2 separate regions of the Homo sapiens genome follow, and region 2 is linked to region 1. The links are chromatin loops, found by intact Hi-C in ENCODE. Cell type or tissue: Calu3. All regions are shown on one strand. Links, peaks and the distances in the headings refer to the core of each region. The heading gives the core; the rest is flanking DNA.

What was found. Peaks named below come from ENCODE experiments on the same cell type or tissue, not always from the same donor. Only the 100,000 strongest peaks of a DNase experiment are listed, where the experiment ranks them.
Region 2: it touches region 1 in a loop (2.5-fold over the local background); 5 of 110 quality-filtered maps call a loop at or near these places.

What each region holds. Positions count from the first base shown.
Region 1 is chr5:115,093,528-115,103,178 of GRCh38, reverse strand. No RefSeq gene overlaps it. Among named protein-coding and RNA genes, the nearest start is that of TRIM36, 72 kb to the left of the region's middle. In Calu3, for the core only: CTCF peaks have their summits at 4,709 and 4,908 (motif pointing left); a DNase peak (open chromatin) is centred at 4,918.
Region 2 is chr5:115,176,076-115,185,726 of GRCh38, reverse strand. It overlaps a transcript of TRIM36 not described here. Among named protein-coding and RNA genes, the nearest start is that of TRIM36, 11 kb to the right of the region's middle. RefSeq lists an enhancer at 5,630-5,749. In Calu3, for the core only: no CTCF peak of the experiment used is centred there; DNase peaks (open chromatin) are centred at 5,396 and 5,816.

The DNA of each region.
Region 1 (9,651 bases), core at 501-8,500:
AAAGAGGAAATTCAAAAGACCAATAAACATTCAGAGATATGCAAAATAAGATCACATTGAGATAGCAACACACCAGAGTGGCAAAAATTTTAAAGTCGGACAATGCCAAGTATTTGGAAGAATTTGGATCAATAGGAACTCATACATTGGTGGTAGGAGTATAGATTGATACAGCCATTTTTGGAAAATAGTTTATTACCTTGTAAATTTCAAGATTTGCATACCCAGTGTGATGGTTAATACTAAATGTCAACTTGATTGAAGGATGCAAAGTATTGATCCTGGGTATGTCTTTGAGAGTGTTGTTAAAGGAGATTAACATTTGAGTCAGTGGGCTGGGAAAGACAGAACAACCCTTAATAATCTGGGTGGACACCATCTAATCAACTGCCAGCAAATCTAATAAGGTAGGCAGAAAAATGTGAAAAGGCAAGACTGGCCTAGCCTCCCAGCCTACATCTTTCTCCCGTGCTGGATGCTTCCTGCCCTTGAACATTGGACTCCAAGTTCTTCAGTTTTGGGACTCGAACTGGCTTCTTTGCTCCTCAGCTTGCAGATGGCCTATTGTTGGACCTTGTGATCCTGTTAGTTAATACTATGTAATAAACTCCCCTTTATATCTATATATCTATCCTATTAGTTTTGTCCCTGTAGAGAACCCTGACTGATACACCCAGTGACCCAACAATTGTACTCAAATGTATATGTCGTGGGGAATTTCATACTATATTATTTAGAAATGTATTTGTAGGTACAAAAAATATTTGAAAAGCCCCATTACCATAAAAGTCAAAATAGTGTGACTGGGCACGGTGGCGCATGCCTGTAGTCCCAGCTACTCAGGAGGCTGAGGCAGGAGAATCGCTTGAACCCGAGAGGCAAAGGTTGCGGTGAGCTGAGATGGCGCCATTGCACTCCAGCCTGGGCAACAAGAACAAAACTCCATCTCAAAAAAAAAAAAAAAAAAGAAAAGAAAAGAAAAGTCAAAATATTGTTATTTCTAGGGATGAGAAAGAAAGCTGTGTCTGGGAAGCAACTAACTGGGGAGTATCTTCTGAGATGCTGGTAATTTCTTAATCTGGGTGATGATTATACGAGTGTTCACTGTAATTTATTCCTTAAAGTATGTATTTGTTTTTGTGTGTTTTCATATTTGTAATATTTCATAAAAAATAGCTAATGCAATAGACTTTTATTTTATTTTATTTTATTTTATTTTATTTTATTTTATTTTTTTCTGAGATGGAGTCTTGCTCTGTCACCCAGGCTGGAGTGCAATGGCACGATCTCAGCTCACTGCAACCTCTGCCTCCCGGGTTGAAGCGATTCTCCTGCTTCAGCCTCCCAAGTACCTGGGATACAGGTGCCTGCCACCATGCCGGGCTAATTTTTGTATTTTTAGTAGAGATGGGGTTTCACCATGTTGGCCAGGCTGGTCTTGAACTCCTGACCTTGTGATGTGCCTGCCTCGGCCTCACAAAGTACTGTGATTACAGGCATGAGCCACTGTGCCTGGCCACTTGATTTTATTTTTATATGCTTATTCTGGAGCATAAGTGAGAGGAAGGTGCCTATGGGACTTTGGAAAGATAATATGGCAACCGTTCTCACTGGGACTATATGTGCACATGTGACATTGGTAACCACGGGGCTGTTCATTGTACCAGGACATCCTGGTAGTGGCTTAGGCAATAAAGACACCTGGGTTCAGTTTCTCCCTTTTTTCCCTTTACTACTATATAACATGGGAAACCTAGAATTAGGCAGTTTCCCCAACTGTGAAATAGGGCTCAGATGAGCCACCTCATAGGACTGTAGTGATTAAATGAGGACTAAAATCAGATAACGCATGAAAGGCATTTTTACCACCAGGGCCTCAGTCTGCACCTGTAGTGCTTTTGTGTGAATTAGAGAGGCACCTCCTCCTGCAAGACACTGCTGGGCTTGAAGGTACACAGCTTGGAAAACAGACAAAGCCACTGTCAATTTAAAAAGGTACACCTTCCAGGCAGAGGCAATAAGTGGGTTTTGGGTCCCTGTCTCATTCTGCTGAGCTGAGTACTGCTGTGGTAAATTGCAGAACCATGTAGCAGCCTTGACATTAGGCATATAGTAAATGTTTAATGTAATTGCCATGATATGGATCCAAATTCCTATCCACTCAAAAGATGAGCTATATACTAGGAAGCAGATGAGCTTAAAATATACAGAGCCTCAATTTTTCCTGTTGGAGAAGTTTAACTTTTTGTACCAGCCTGAGGAATCATTTTCTGTTGATTCTGTTGTGTTTTTAAATACAACTTGACTGGAAAGAACAGTTTACTCATCTTCAAAACAGGAGTTGAGCTGGAACTACAGTTTATGTAACTTGCTGGCAGGAAGCCCAAGGATGCTTCAGGGTAGCAAAACAAAATGACTGGGAAGCGGGGTGGGGTGTGGCTGCTGCTGAATGGGTGAGGCCAGAGGTCTCCTCTCTCACCCGCTCCAGCTAAGAACATTACCTTTTAAGTTTTTTTTTAAATTTGAGATTCTGTGTGAGAGTTCATTTGAAGATGAAATTTCACTAGACCCTGCTTTCGGAAGTCCCTGTGCTCTAGCATTCTCTGTCTCTTAAGACTTCTGGATGACAGCATAATATAGAGATTAACATGTGAGTTTTGGTGTCAGACTCTGTTCTACTCACTTATCCATTCAACTGAAATGACCTTGAGCAAGTTATTGCTTCACGGAATTTACGTTGCTGTGAAGGTAAAATGAGTAATACGTTTAGCAGAAAAATAAGTGCTCTGGTATTGATGCAAAAACAGACACATAAACCAATGGAACAAATAGAGAGCCCAGAAATAAAGCTGCATCCCTACTACCAACTAATCTTCAACAAAGTTGACAAAACAAGTAATGAGAAAAAGACTCCCTATTCTATAAATGGTGCTGGGATAACTGGCTAGCCATGTGCAGAAGATTGAAGCTGGACCCCCTCCTTACACTATATACAAAAATCCACTAAAGATGGATTAAATACTTAAATATAAAACCAAAAACTATAAAAACGCTGGATGATAACCTGGGAAATACCATTCCGGACAATGGCCCTGGCAAAGAATTCATGACAAAGATGACAGAAGCAATTGCAACAAAACCAAAGATTGACAAATGGACCTAATTAAACTAAAGAGTTTCTGCACAGCAAAAGAAACTATTAACAGAGTAAATAAACAGACTACCTACAGAATGGGAGAAAGCATTTGTGAAATATGCATCTGACAAAGGTCTAATATCCAGAATCTATGTGGAACTTAAACAAATTAAGAAAAAAAACCATTAAAAAGTGGACAAAGGACATGAACAAAAGATACACGTGGCCAATAAGCATATGAAAAAATGCTCAACATGACTAATCATTAGGGAAACGCAAATTGAAACCACAATGAGATACCATTTCATACCAGCCATTTTTAATAACGGCTATTATTAAAAAGTAAAAAAAAAATAACAGATGCTAGTAAAGTTACAGAGAAAAGGGATCACTTACAAACTGCTGGTGGGAATGGTTCAACCATTATGGAAAGCAGTGTGGGCTATTCTTCAAAGTACTTGGAACTACCATTTACTGCTAATGGAATTACCATTAGCAGTTCCATCACTGGGTATATACCCAAAGGAATACAAATCGTTCTACCGTAAAGACACACACACACCTATGTTCATCACAGCACTATTCACAATAGCAAAGACATGGAATCAACCTGAATGCCCATCAATGGTAGACTGGATAAAGAAATTGTGATACATATATGCCATGGAATACTGCACAGCCATAGAAAACAGTAAGATCATGTCCTTTGCAGCAACATGGATGGAGCTGGATGCGATTATTGTAAGTGAATTTAGGAACGGAAAACCAAATACTACATGTTCTCACTTATAAGTGGGAGCTAAACATTGAGTACACATGGACACTAAGAAGGGACAACAGGCACCAGGGCCTACTTGAGGGTGGAGGGTGGGAGGATAGAGGATAAAAAAACTACCACTGGGTCCTGTGCCTACTACCTGAGTGACTAAATAATCTGTGCACCAAATCTCCATGACACACAATTTATCTATATAACAAACCTGCACGTGTACCCCTGAACCTATAATAAAAGTTTTTAGAAAAAGAAAAACAAATGCTCAAAAAATGTTAATTTTGAGAAGTGGACAAATCCCTCTATCATAAACTATGACTTTCCATAAACCTCATAGTTACTCTCCCAAGACAGTTTTCCCAAAGAGCAATCTGACTTTGTTGAGTGGTTTGTTAGGTAACCTGTATATATGCAATTTTAGATATGAGAGAGAGCCTTTAACTCTGGAAAAATATACAGTATTTCCCAAGCATTTGGGTAGTAGAAAGACTGTTTTCATGCTTTTCCCTAATGAAACTTAATTAACAAATTTTCCATCCTCCCTCATTCCCTACCACTGAATTAGTCTATGTCTAATCAAGTCTAGAAATGTCAAGGAAATTACCTCTCCCTTTTTAAATTCAGCATCTGGGTGAAATTAACTCTTGAAAAAAAATAGTTTTGATTTGATGGCTGGTTGATAGGCAATGACAACAGAGGCTATGAGAGTTTTGGGCTCTGCTTACAGAATCATTCACATGGAAAATGACAAGCTGTAACTGCCCAGGTAAAAATCAGAATTCAGCAACTACTGTTGAGAGTTTTCAAAAATAACTGGAGAGCAAGTTTTCCACAGCCCCCAAGTGAATTTCGGATGGCATTTTATTTTATGTCCTCTTTGGATTCTTTAACTGAGAAATCCCCTAGTTAGGAGGAAAAAAGCAACAACAAAAATGTGTTAGGCATGTGCAAGTGGAGAGTAGATTCTAAGTGAGGATATTGCCCCCTAGTGCTGAAATGTAGCCCAACCAGGAGCACCCCCACAAAGCACAGCTGAATATGGTTATGCAAAAGTCTCAAATTATTCATCTGATTTGACTTATTTGTGGATGCTCAAAAGAATTAACATATTAGACAGTGTTAGGCAATCTGCAGCTAACAATAACTCTTGCCCGTTTGAGTACCAGTTGGAAAACTTCCAGGGACTGTGATCTTATGTAAGTATAAGGTAGAGGTGATGACACTTTTAGAAGTAGCAGCTCATTTTGGTGAAGAGTTTTGGTTCATGAAGATTTTCTTTCACATTTGTGGTAAGTGGTTAATAATTTTACTGTTTGAATCTTGCCAATAGGATTTACAGCCAGTTGTCTTTCATGAAAGATAAGCTTGTTATACTTTTTATATAACTTGTATTAAGTATTGCTAGTATTAAATTCTGTATACAACGTCAGGATATTGAATTCAGTTTTTTAAATTTGGCCAACATGTGAGTTTGTCTTAGGTATCAGGCAAATGGCTTATTTGGGTTTTGTTGTCAGGGAGAGAAAGTTAAAATGGCTTCTTCATCTCACAACCTGTGTTGGTCAGGGGCCAACCAGGAGACAAAAACCACACAGTAATTTGAAAAGGAAAAGCTAAAGTATTAACTATGACCAAGGATTCGAATAACAGGGAATTGGCTGGTAAGAAGTAAAGAGAATGTTAAAGAATACAGAAATAGCAGTTACAGGGAATAGCCACTGTCCCTGGCACTGACAGAGAGCACCAACAAAGGTGCAAATTTCAAAAAAACATCCCCAAACCCCACCACCTCTACCGCCTGTCAGGTCTCCTGGCTGAGATCCAGACCTCAATGGAGAGGGTATGGGTGTGGCCATGGTGCTAAGATGCCAGGATGGTGACACTCCTTAGAAATGCTAAGGGAGGCTGGGTGCTGTGTCTCATGCCTGTAATCCCAGCACTTTCTGAGGCCAAGGTGGGTGGACCACTTGAGGTCAGGAGTTCAAGACTAGCCTGGCCAAAATGGCAAAACCTTGTCTCTACTAAAAGTACAAAAATTAGGCCGGGCACAGTGGCTCATGCCTGTAATCCCAGCACTTTGGGAGGCCAAGACAGGTGGATCATGAGGTCAGGAGTTCGAGACCAGCCTGACCAACATGGTGAAACCCCGTCTCTACTAAAAAAATACAAAAATTAGCCAGGCATGGTGGCGTGCGCCTGTAATCACAGCTATTCAGGAGTCTGAGGCAGGAGAATCGCTCAAACCTGTGGGGCAGAAGTTGCAGTGAGCTGAGATCGTGCCACTACGCTCCAGCCTGGGCGACAGAGCAAGACTCTGTCTCAAAAAAAAAAAAAAAAAAAAAAGAACTGAAAGTACAAAAATTAGCTGAGCATGTTGGCAGGCGCCTGTGATTCCAGCTACTCAGGAGGCCGAGGCAGGAGAGTTGCTTGAACCCGGGAGGTGGAGGTTGCAGTGAGCTGAAATTGTGCCACTTCACTCCAGCCTAAGTGACAGAGCGAGGCTCCATCTCAAAAAAAAAAAGAGAAGATTAAAAAAAAAAGAAAAAAAAGAAATGCTAAGGGAGCTGTTCAGAGGGAGGTATTATGCCTTAGGGCCAAAGTGGGTGTCAGAGAAAGCTGCCTACAGGGAACTGCTATAGACTGTGTGCTGCCAGTTGCCTGCTGCCACATGCTGTACGAGCCAAGAGTGGTGGAAGCTGCGTGCTTCAGAAGCCTACTGAGAGGAGCACACCAGAATCTGAAAAGCCATGCTTTTCCCTCCTCCTGTGTTCCTTCCATGTGCTCTACTGACAAAGCTTAACAATGTGCCAGCTGGCAAAAGGAAGATACAGGTTCTTTCTCTTTTATTATGGAGCAGGCAATGAAGAATGGATTTGAACCCCAGTCAATAAATGAATAACTGTACAGGATATTTTAAATATTTTTCAGTATTGGAAACATGCCTTTTTTTTTTTTTTTTTTTTTTTTTTTGAGACAGGGGCTTGCTCTGTTGCCGAGGCTAGAGTGCAGTGGCGTGATCATGACTCATTGCAGCCTCGATCTCCTAGGCTCAAGCCATTCTTCCGCTTAAGCCTCCTGAGTAGCTGGGGCTGCAGGGATGCACCACCAAGCCCAGCTAATTTTTATAGTTTTTGCAGAGATGGGGTTGTGCCATTTTTCCCAGGCTATTCTTTTCTAATGCAAGCACTTAACGCTATAAATTTCTCTAAGCACTGCTTTAGCTACATCCCACACATTTTAACATGTTGAGTTTGATTTTCACTCAGTTAAAAATGTTTTCTAATTTTCCTTGTAATTTCTTTTTACCCATGTGCTACTTAGAAGTGATTTCCTTAATTACCAACTACTTGAAGATTTTCCAGTATCTTTCTTTTATTGTTTCTAGTTTATTTCTGTTGTGATAAGAGAATAGACTCTATATGACTTTACTCTTATGTATACTGAGACTTGTTTTATCATGCTGAATATGATTTATCTTGATGAATGTTTCATGTTCATTTAAAAAGAATGTTGCTGGGTGAAGTGTACTACAAATTTCAACTAGGTCAGGTTAGTTGATGGTGTTCACATCCTTATATCCTTGCTGAGTTTTTATCTACTTATTCTGTGAATTACTGAGAGGGGAGCATTGAAATCTTCAAGTTATGATTTGGATTAGCTTATTTTTCCTTCCAATATTCTCAGCACTATGCAACCTCAGAAAATGCAAGTTCTGATTCAGGAGGTTTAGGGTAGATTCTAATAGTCTGCATTTCCAACAAGCTCCTTGGTAATGCTGTGCTGTTGCTGATTCCCTTATTACATTTTGAGTAGCAACATTCAAATCTACTACTTTACAATTTCCTTGATGAGAAGAACTGCTTGGTTATTAAAATACAAATTATTGGGCCTCATTGCAGGCAGGCCAAATCAGCATTTCCAGGGAAGGGCCCTGGAAAGCTGGATGTCCGATCAATATCTGTCAATTTATATCAGGTAAGTTTTGGGTGGGTGGGAAAATTGAGCGCGTAGGGGGATAACTATCAGCTTAGTTCTTACAAGTTTAGTTATTTTCTTGATCATTCAGCTACCAGCTTTCCTTTGGCACAGAAATATTCTCGGTTAAGCACACATTTTCTTTGTTTGCTTTGGATATTCTAAAATTCGTCTATTTTTCTGTGATGTATTTGTGTAGACCATGAAGGTAGGTAGGCAAGGCCAAACTTAACTTAGGTTTAGTCTGCCCATCTGAAATTTGGAGTCCAAACAATTCTCCTTTTGCTCTAATAGTGTATGTAATTGTGACACGAGTCAGAGAAATCCAAATGCCCACACCAGCAGTTGTCAAAGTACAGTCCTTAGAGGCTGGTTGGGCTACTGGGGAAACCAGGATGCATGAGGCCCAATCGACTTTAAAACTGCTTTTGTCTCTGGCAAATAATGAGTGTCCCTGTAAGATTTTAATTGAATAGGCTCTTCTACTAAAACCAGATACCAACAAAAATAACAATAGGTATAACTTTTAAGACCTGTGCCCTAGCTGATTAAAATACAATTTCTGATGAACCTCCCATTCTCTCTCATGTCCACACAAGATTAGAATGTAAGGCAGGCACCAGGAGAAACTCTTGAGATACAGGTTCTTTGGTGATGCTCAGTGGCATTTGGTCTATTTTCCAAGCTCCCGACTCCCTTACTATAAATCATGGAAAACTCCACAGATGTGAAAACCAAAGATCTCATATTCCAGAACAACTGATAATAACTATTCTATATGAAAGTGACCATGAGTCATATAATATACCCTGTTAAACACAAAATAAATGTATCCCCAACTCAACTTGCCCTTAGCCAGATTCCAAAATTGTCCTTGGCAACACCAGTGCCTTTTAACAGAAGGGAAGTCAAAGTGAAAAGACAAATTTAATAGAAGTCTTAGTTTTACCTTTGTAAATTTTACAAAAACATATGAACATGTGAATATCTTGCTAGTGCCCTTTCTGGAAATTTTGATGCTCCTGTGTAAGTGAGGGGCCTTGAAATTAAGCTTCATTAGCCTTATGGTAAATCCAGCTCTGGCCACTAATTCACCAAAATGTTTCCAGGTGCAGGTTGCCAATTCCAGTGGTCACATCTTGGTCCTCCTTTTACTCCAACTCTATCAGCATTGGGTTATGACCTTCTTATGGAAACACCTTTTCTGTTGATTTCCACAGCTTCTTCCTATTCTCCTGGGTTTTTCCTATTTCATAGGCTGTTCCTTCTCTGTCTACTCTGTGTGCCTCAGGGCTCAGTATTTGGGCCAAGAGAGAGTGAGCATTTGCACTCACTCTCTCATGATCTCATCTAGCCCTATTATTGTACCTATTGGTTATAAAAATATACCTTTCAAATTTATACCTCTGTCCTGGACGTCTCCCAAGGCTTGAGACGTGTAATTTATCTGCCCACTCACTACCCCACTTGGATGTCTAATGGGAATCTCAAAGTAATTGTGTTCAAAATGAAACCCAATTCCAAAATTATCTTCCCATTTTAGCAAATGCTTCCATTCAGTAGGTCAGTCTACAGCCTAGGACTCACCTCTTGATTTCTCTTTGCCTCTCATGTCACATAGGTCCATGAACAAGTGCATCAGTACTACCTTCAGAAAGTCTGAGTCCGACCATTTCCCCACTTTCCAACACAGCTGCTCTCATTCTAGACCATCACTATTTCTTGCCTGAACTCTTGTAATGGCTTCCATTCTGGTTCCGTGCTTCTA
Region 2 (9,651 bases), core at 961-8,960, 82 kb before region 1:
CAACCTGGGCAATAGAGCAAGACCCTGTCACCAAAAAAAAAAAAAAAAAAAAAAAAAGAGAGAGAGAGAGAGAGAGAGAAATAATCAACTTTACCTGACATTTGTAGAATACTTCATCCAATAACCAGGAGAATATACACTCTTCTTAAGCACACATGGAATATCATCCAAAATAGGTGATATTCTAGGCTATGGGTTAGTAAATTACAGGCCAGGGGGCAGCTGCCTAGTTTTTTTTAAACCATTTTTAAGTGTTCAACTGAGTAACATTAATTATATTCAAAACGTTGTACAATCATTACCACTATCTATACCCAAAACTTTTTCGTCACTCCCAATGTAAACTCTATCCATTAAACAATCCATTCCAGACTCTCTCCAGCCCCTCTACTTTCTGTCTCTATGAGTTTGTCTATTCTAGATATTTCATATAAGTGAAACTATATAATATTTATCCTTTTATTTCTGGCTTATTTCACTTAGCATAATGTTTTCAATGTTCATCCATATTGTAGCAAATGTTAAAAGTTCATTACATGTTATGGCTGAAAAAATTCCATTATATGTATATATATTTTGTTTATCCATCTATTGACAGATACTTGAGTTGTTTCTACCTTTTGGTTATTGTGAAAAATGTAGCAATGAGCCCTGGTGTACCAGTATCTGTTTGAGTCCCTGTTATCAAGTCGTTTGGGTATATAACTAGGAGTGGAATTGCTGAGTCATATGGTAATTCTAAGTTCTAAGAATTCTAAGAGCATTCCAATTTCTCCACTTTGTCATTAATACTTGTTATTCTCTCTGTTTTTGATTCTAGCCATTCTAGTGAGTATGAGGTAGTATCTTATTGTGGTTTTGATTTGCATTTTCCTAATGACTAATAACGTCAAGCATCTTTTCATGTGCTTATTCAGCTGCCTATTTTCATAAATAAATGTTTATTGAAACATGTCCACATTCATTTGTGTACCTATTTGTGGACCTATTGTCAATGGTCCCTTTCATCCTGTAACAGCAGAGTTGAGCAGTGATATAGTTTGGATATATGTCCCCTCCAAATTTACTGTTAAAATTTGATCCCCAATGTTGGAGGTGGGGTCCAGTGGGAGCTATTCTGGTAATGGAGGTGGATCCTTCATGAGTATCTTGGTGCTGTCCTCGTGGTAATGAGTTAAGTTCTTGTTCTATTAGTTCTCATGAGAACGGATTGTTAAAATGAGCATGACACCCCCCCCCTCCTTTCTTTCTTGCTCCCTCTTGCCATGTGACATGCCAGCTTCCCTTCACCTTCTGCCATAAGTGGAATCTTCTTGAAGCCTTACTGGAAGCATATGCTGGCACCATGCTTCCTGTAAAGTCTGCAGAACCATGAACCAAATAAACCTCTTTTCCTTATAAATTATCCAGTCCCAGGCTAATCTTTTGTAGCAACACGTACTAAGCCAAGTAGTAACAGAAATTATATGGCTTCAAGTCTAAAATGTTCATTAATATCTTACCCTTTAAGAAAAAGTTGCTGACTTCCACATTAGACTATTAAAAAGCCTGAATATATTTAAAAACATTAAAATCATTCAAAGGATGATCTTTGCTCAAAACAGAATTGGATTAGAAATCAACACACAGAAAAATAGAAAATCTAAACTATTTGGAAATTTGAAATAATTTGGAAATTAACACATTTGTAAATAACCCATGGGTCAAAAAAATCACAATAGGAAATTTTAAAAATATTTCTAACTTAATTTTAAAAAAATCAAAAGTCATGGAATGTAGCCAAACCAATCAGTACTTAATGGTGAAAGAATGAATGCTTTTTCCCCAAGATTGGGAATAAGGCAAGGATGCCCACACTTGCTGCATGCATTCAATGGAGGTTCTACTGGAGGTTCTAACCAGAGTAATAAGGCAGAAAAATAAAGGCATACAGATTGGAAAGGAAGAAATAAAATTGTCTTTAATTACAGATGATATTATAAGGAATCTGAAAATAAAATCTGGAATTGATAAGTGAATTTTGCCCCATTGTAAAACACAACCTTATGCAAAAATCAGTTGTGTTTCTATATAACAGTAATTAACAATCCAAGAAATGACACCAAGAAATCAATTTTATTCACAATAATATTAAAAGGAGTACCTTGCAATATGTAATACAATAAGTACAATATCTGAACATTAAAAGTGATAGAACATTGCTTGGAAAAATTAAAGAAAATCTCAATAAATGAATATTCCAATATTGTAAAACCAGATTATGAGATGGTTTTACAAATCCATAATTTAATAAAAATAACTAAGCAGTACACTGACAATTAGTGAATTTTATGGTATATAAATTGTACCTCAATAAAGCTTATTCAAAAAAGATTTTTTTTTTAAAATGACCTTTTTGAATACAGGTATCAGTCAAATTTTAGGTTTACATTTTTGAAATAAAAACTAAGAAAATGTGAGAGTTTATTAAAAGTAAGATATTTTAGGTTTCTTCAGTCTCTAACTCTTAAAAAGCTGAACATTCTTCACAGATTTTAAATTCAAAACCTTCAAAAATACAATTTGTGTGTCACCATTAAAAAGAAAACTTGGATTGTGTATTTTGTTGATGTTATTTGTTCAAGCTATTATGTATTATGCTGGTTGCCATCAGAAGGAGAAAATAGAATGTTGTAAATCTCTATGTAATACTTATTTCAATAATTGGCATAGCAATAGAGCAGTTGAAGAATTTTCTCCATTTGATGAAAGTTGGCAATTAGCAGATTTTCCACAGCAAGGGACCCTTTAATATTGCTGGTCTTCTCAGTGTGAAAAATTCACACATCATATAATCCCTCTATTAAATATCTTCCTCTTAGGTGGGGAAGTCCCCTGTGAAGCAGCATCTGTCATGTTAATTTCATTCTTATTTTTAGAGAAATATGAATTAACATTTTTCTTAATTTTGGTTCTTTTAGGGAGTGAAGTTTTAAATTTATATGATTTTAATCTTTTTTTCAGAAGAAAGGGACATAATAAAGCAACTTTTATTTGGTACCTATTGACAGTTTGACCCTGTGTCTTTGAAGTGAGTGCATGCATAGAATTTCAGAAGAAATTTCAATGTGGTCTTCATTTTTATATGCCTATCTTCTTTGAAAGGTCTTTAATGCTCCAGAGTGTTCTTCACACAACGACAATAAAGAGTGGTAAATACCACCAGGCATTGGTGTAAATAAATGCTCAGGACCCAACTTATGTTCTCTAAAACTCTTGCCTCCACCACTTTCTTGGTCTTGGGTAGGAATCTAGGCAACTGATAAGGATATTTTGTCTGGAGTATTTTCTAGTAGCAAGTGATCAGGTGGACAGCCCTTTTTTAAGAGCGATCTTTTCAGGGAGGAGAATGGCAGCTAATGCGGCCAGATGGCAAAGGGATCCTCAGATCAGAGATTTTAGGGTTAAGAACAGGAAGGGGTTAGAGACCATTTAGTCAACACCAGTCATTTTATAGAAGAGAAAACTGAAGCTCTGAAAGTTGAATGGACTTACTCAAGGTTAATAGAAACTAACAACTTTCTACCCGATATCTGTCTCCTCTTCTTCCTTACTAACAAATCCTTGATTTTGTTTAGAGTGGCAATGTTCCCAGAACAAAATAATCACCTCCCCAGCCTTCCTTGGAGCTAGGGGATGCATATTACCCATTTCTCACAAAGGTGTAAGTGGAGGTCACTGGATGGGGCTGGGGGAAGCTTTTTAAGGGGAAACAAATGTCTTGTGTGCTCTTGTCTCTACCTTCCTCCTTCCTGCTTGTAATGCAGACATAAGATTAGCTGTTCAGCTCTAACACTGTGGTTTTTAATCAGGTGCCAGAATCCATTCTGGGTGTGAAAAAATGTTCACTTTTAGAGCAATATCTCTTTCTGGTAATCCATCAAGTGTTGCTAATAGTAGGCAAGAACCCATTTATGGATGCTACAGACCTTAGTTGAATTCTACTAGTTTTCCTATGGACGCAAAGAGTATACATGAAGTTCTACAGAACTTAAGAGGGACAAGAAGCTTCTAGCTGTATATCCAAGAAGCATTATGATTGTGTCTTGCCTCCTACAGAGCCCTAATTGTGAACATCAGCATGTTAACTTTTGCTGCTTGTTCTAAGAGGTTTTCAGCACCAGCTCATAAAGTAAAGTAACACACCGAAGAAGCAAAGTTCTGGTAGAACAACAGTTACAGAGCAACACTGTTGGAGCTTTACGGAGAGGTGTGCTGAAAAAAGAAAGAAATGTGTATGCTTCTGGATTTCTGGACCAAAGTGGAGAAATTAGAAAATGACAAAAGGAAGAGGCAAAAAAGAAAAACCCCCACGTCTCATTAAGCCTGCAAAACTCTTTTACACCTGTAAAATAGGTCATTTCGACACACCACCCTGCCCACTGGTGCTGAGCGCAACGCAAACTCTGCCAACTTGCTTAAGGAAAGTAGTTTCACGAACTTTGTAGTAAATCTTATTCGTGTCTAATCTAATTATTGCTGGCAGCTTTTTTCTTTTCTTTTTAAAGAAAAAACATCAAGCCTTTAATCGCAAAGACTCCTTAGAGCAGAGTGATAGACTGGGACTGATTTTGTTCAGCCAAGTTTTCTTTTGAAGAGAAGCAAAGATTGTCAGGTATGGTCTGAGGCCATTTCAGCTGTAGCCTCCTAGGGAAGCTGCTGTTATAAAAAGAAGTATAGAAATGTGAGAAGCCTGCACTGAATGCTTTAACTCAACCAACGAAACAAATAATTAGAAAAGTGGACTTGTGGTAACTAACGGTCAGAGTGTCCAGGAACCTGGCTGGCAATATTTTTTTTCTTTTCTTTCCTCTTCTTTTTTTTTCTTTCTTTCTTTCTTTTTTTTTTTTTTTTGTTGTCGTTGTTAAAGGAAAGTTGAGTATCAAAAGGATATGGAGATACAACAGACCTTACACAGAGTGTTTAAAATACAATCCCTGTATTTGTTCTCATCTCCGAAGCGCGGGGCTTGGTCTTTATTACCTATTGGATTTCAGGAAGGCTGACTTGAGATGCGCCGTTGCCATTTCCTGGCCTTCACTTATGTATTTATTTATTTATTTTCCGGCGCTGGCAGCCAGCCCCTTTGTTGCGCCTCCTCTGTATTCGTTTCTGTCTGCCCTCGCACCTCCAGACAGTGAGATGGGGCTTTTTTCCAGATCTTCGCGCCGAGAGCCGGGGACGGCCAACCTGCCGGCATGCGATAAAGGCCGGGGAATGTCTAGCTGGGGCCGCGCTGAGCCGAGTGCGGACCCGCTTTGTGTGCGCGTTTGTTTGTCTCCGCTGCGGTCCGAACCGCTGCCGCGACCCCCGAGGAGGCGGGGCCTCCGCGCGCCCGGCTCCGCCTGGTGAGGGTTTCACGGCCTCTGCTGCCGCCGCCGCCGCCCTCGTTTGTTCCGTTAGATCGCGCAGCCCCGACCGCTGCACCCGGATCCTAGCAAGCCGGGCGAGGCTGCCCGGGAGCCCTCGATGGCCTTCATTTCACCCAAGCCCGCTTCTTGCTTTCCCCGGCGCTTCCCCTCTTTTCCTGGTTAACAGCTTATGGGCGGGGAGCTCGGCAAAACTCAGACTAAAAACAGAAAAAGAGAAAAGAAAGGACAAATTCGATACACCCGCGTCGGTCCTCCAGAGTTTGTGAAGGGGTGTAAACATGTCGGAGTCTGGGGAGATGAGTGAATTTGGCTACATCATGGAATTGATAGCTAAAGGCAAGGTAAGTGATGAGGCGCGGGGCGCCGCGGCCTGGGCCCCCGACTCCGGCACTACCTGGCCCGCCACTGTGGGCGTCCGTGTCCATTCCAGCGCCTGGGAAGGGCGGGAGGCTGGAATCCAGGAGCCGCGCTCGCAGCCCGGGCGTCCCAGCAGCTGCGGAATGCAAAGTAGCCGCCTTTTCTTTATTGCGTGGCATCTCTGAAATAAGCCAAGAGGGGACTTTCGGACGCTTTTGGGGCCAGCTGGGCAGCAATAGGGGCTCTCGGACGCCGAAGGGCGAGAGCCCAGCGTCGGAAGATGGAGAGGAGGGCGGGGCGTTGGCCAAGGGGGCGCTGCCCCACCAACCAGGGCTACTCAAACGTGGTGACTTCGAGTGGGTGACCTCGCCTGCCTGGGCGCGGAGCGTGGAGGGAGGGTCCGCCCAGCGAGTGAACAGGCTCGAAGTGTGCGATCAGGGTCAGCCCGCAGTCAGAGCGTGTGGCCGGTAAATAGGGACAGCACGTTCGTTCGCCCTGCCCTGGCCTTTTCGGGCCTCTTTCCAGGTCCTTAGCTGCTGCTGCTCCAGGCCGGGAATATTTAAAGCAGCCTTCTTTTGGTAGGGAGGGGAAGATGCTGGAGGAGCGGGATTTCAGCCCCACACCTGTCCTGGAGCCTTTAGGAACGCAGGCTGGCGCCGTCGGTGGCGCCCGCGACGACGCCCTCAGCAGGCGGGGTGGTGCCGGGCCTGAGTCAGTGCGGGAGGCTGGGCTCCGCGCTGCATCCGAGAAATTGCCGGCAGAAGCTCCTAAGTGGTTTGCAGGCGGAACGTGTCGGGAAGTACGGAGGCTGCACAGTGCACTGCCCTCCGGAACTCGCAGACGGAGAGAAGGCGGGAAAGGGCGTCAGCGTTTGCCCTCTGCGCCTGGAGCTTCGAGAAGAGGTGATGGCACAAAGGAGCACTCGACTCCCTGTGCGCGGTTAACAGAAAGGAGGATGATTCTGTAGCCCTGATGTGAGCACCTGAAACCCTGCAGTCCCACACCCCACTAACTCCAACGCCGCAGATATAGCATATGGAGTAGTTTTAGATTCATGCCCGACAGTCCTATGGCCCCAGGGCTGGGGAGCTGGTTTAATGCACTCTTAGCCTAAAAAGTCCCAAATGAACCCTACGCCTCTCTGAATTCTCTTGTTCTACAGGCACTGAATACATTCATCAGAAACAGAATATTCATTAACATTTCGAAAGTGAAGCTGTGTCTTGGGCCTCCCCTACCATTTACAACCCCGGGCCAGAAGTACAATTGGAGAACTCTCCTTCCACTTTTCTTCCAAGCCCAGACTCCATCCTGCACCTCAAGGGGCCTTCAGCACACACTGTCCAGTATATCCGAGCTCTTTGTCGCCCCAGCAGCAGCCCCTTGACCACCCTTCGGGCCTAGGGTGCATATTGCGGCCCACCCTTCCCTCTGAAGAATGGACCCTGGGAAGAGAAGTCCTGATAAGAGAAAGGGCTGGCTCTGAGCAAAGAGGCAGGCAACCAGAGGAGGGCCAGAACCACGGCCTCTAAAGAGCGAGAGGTGCAGGCAGGACACCGACTGCCCAGGTCTAGGGGAATGCCTAACAGGGGCATCTATTTGGGAACGTTGAGGGGCTAGGGGGCAGGGAGGAAAAAGAATGCCTTTGGTTGAACAAAATAAATGGACTACTCTTGATAGGATGGAGAATAGGATGATCGATAGGTGAATTTTGTCCTATGGCGCTCAGATATTCTTCAAAGTAAGCCAGAATTGTATTAGTTGGCTATGCTTTCCTTCAATAGCAGACAAATCCTGAAATTCTGAGAGAATAATTTCGGGGTAGGACCCAGGGATTTGCATGTGAAGAACAGCCCAGGTGACCATGAAGCCGACTGATGGATGTCCTATGAACACGAAATGGGGAAGTAGGGCAGAACCATTAAAACTCCTTATAATCAAGTCAGGTAAACAAAAACAAAACCCTCTCAGAATACCAATGGGTTCATCACAGTATGCTCACTATAATGAAAAAACACAAACTAACTTTCTGGCTTCATTTACTGGATTTCTCTGCTCTCTCTCTCTCTGTCTCTCTCTTCACTAGGCTTCAGCAATGGGCCTGCAGCAAACCCATGAGCATTCCCGGTTGACTTCTAAAGGTGGAGAGGCCCGCTGTCCCTTTGAAATCTCTGAGGTTGGAAAGCAGTCTCTCCCAAGAAGAACTTAGGACAATTCCTCTCTCTGTTTTGTGGGGGTTGGAGGGGGAGAGTTGGTCTGGAGTAGGCTCCTAACCATTTCAACGTAAGCTTATTTCCTACCACTCTCCTCAGGCTCAAATCCTGCCCCGCCCCGCAGCCCCAGCACTAGCCCATTTAAGACCCCTGTTTTGTGTGTGATTATACAGGATTTGAACACTGAATATTAACCATGGAATAGCAGACCTTTGAGACTGACTTGCTTTATTTTCCTCTGTGGGGTTCGGTTCCACTTTGTAGTTCGGGTTTGTAATGTAAAGAATAATGGGAAACTGGTCTAATTATGAGAGTTAAGAGAGTAGAGGCCTGTAGTTGGCCTGCCCTCCGCCCCACCATCCCTCAAAGTTGAGACCACTGAGTTAACCATCCTCTTAATTTCTCTCACTTTTCCCCCAGATTTGTTTCATCCTTGTACTGGACTTCTCAAGCTCTGTACATAATTAAAAATACATAGCTTTACATTTTTACAAACTTAATACCTGGAATATATGCTTGTTGTAAAGTATTCAAACTTCACAGAAAGGTTCACAGAGTAAAAAGTCTAAGTTCATGCCCACCTCCAATCTCATTCCTTCCCCAGTGGCAGCAGTTTGTGTGTCTATTTCAAATTAAATTAGCATACCGTATGTTCTCTGAAATGTGGGAAGTAAGCCTTTTTTCTTAGGGTAACCTAAAACCTACAGGACAAACTGGATCAGCTTATTTACTCTATTGTGATGGCTACTTTAATATTTAAAGTACACAGTGATATCTGCCATTGTGACCTTTCTGCTCATCAAACAATACTGCATAAGTGTAGTTAATACTTACGATCATTCTCAAGAGGCTTAAAAATGAAAATGTATTTCCTTACATTTCACTAGCAGTGAAACTTTTACCATTTCTGAAAGCTGTCTTTTCGCTTCTTTTGCAGCTAATCTCTTTGGATTAAAAGAGAGGTTTCCAAATCTGTGGTCAATATCTAAGGTTACTCAAAGCAGTATTTTCCAACTGTTTTGGTCTCTTGTAAGATTTGCCTCACTAATTTTTTTATCACCGCTTCTGGAATCATATAATGAAGATTTGATGACAAGGAATATAGAATTCAAATTTTAGTATATCTCTTTGTATTTTGTGTATTTAGCATATTTACATTTATGTGTAAATAGCCAGAAGGTACATTCGGTTCCCATAATTTAATATTTACTGTTCAGGCACATCTAAGAGCATAATGGTTTCAGCAAAATAAGAGAGGCTTTGTAAATCTTATATTTAATTTTGATACTGAAATAGGCAATGATACCATTACTTGGTGAATTATTTTAACTTTGAACATCTTTGAGGCACAAAAAATTCAAGAATTTTTACAAACACAAACTTTACCTTAAAAAAAGAAGACACTTACACTCTGAAAGAATTAGTCTTGGAAAGTCCTCAAATCTAGACTAATAAAAGGTCTTAAACATCTCCTGGGACCAAAACAAAAATACCACCAAATGATCTCTTTCAGAAGGACGAATAGATAGTTGCTCACACAACTAAAATCTAAACTGGGGTGATAATGGTAAGGTTGTGCCCACTGCATAAGTATTTTTATTTTTATTTTTATTTTTTTTTGAGACACAGTTTTACTCTGTTGCCCAGGCTGGCGTGCAGTGGTGCAATCT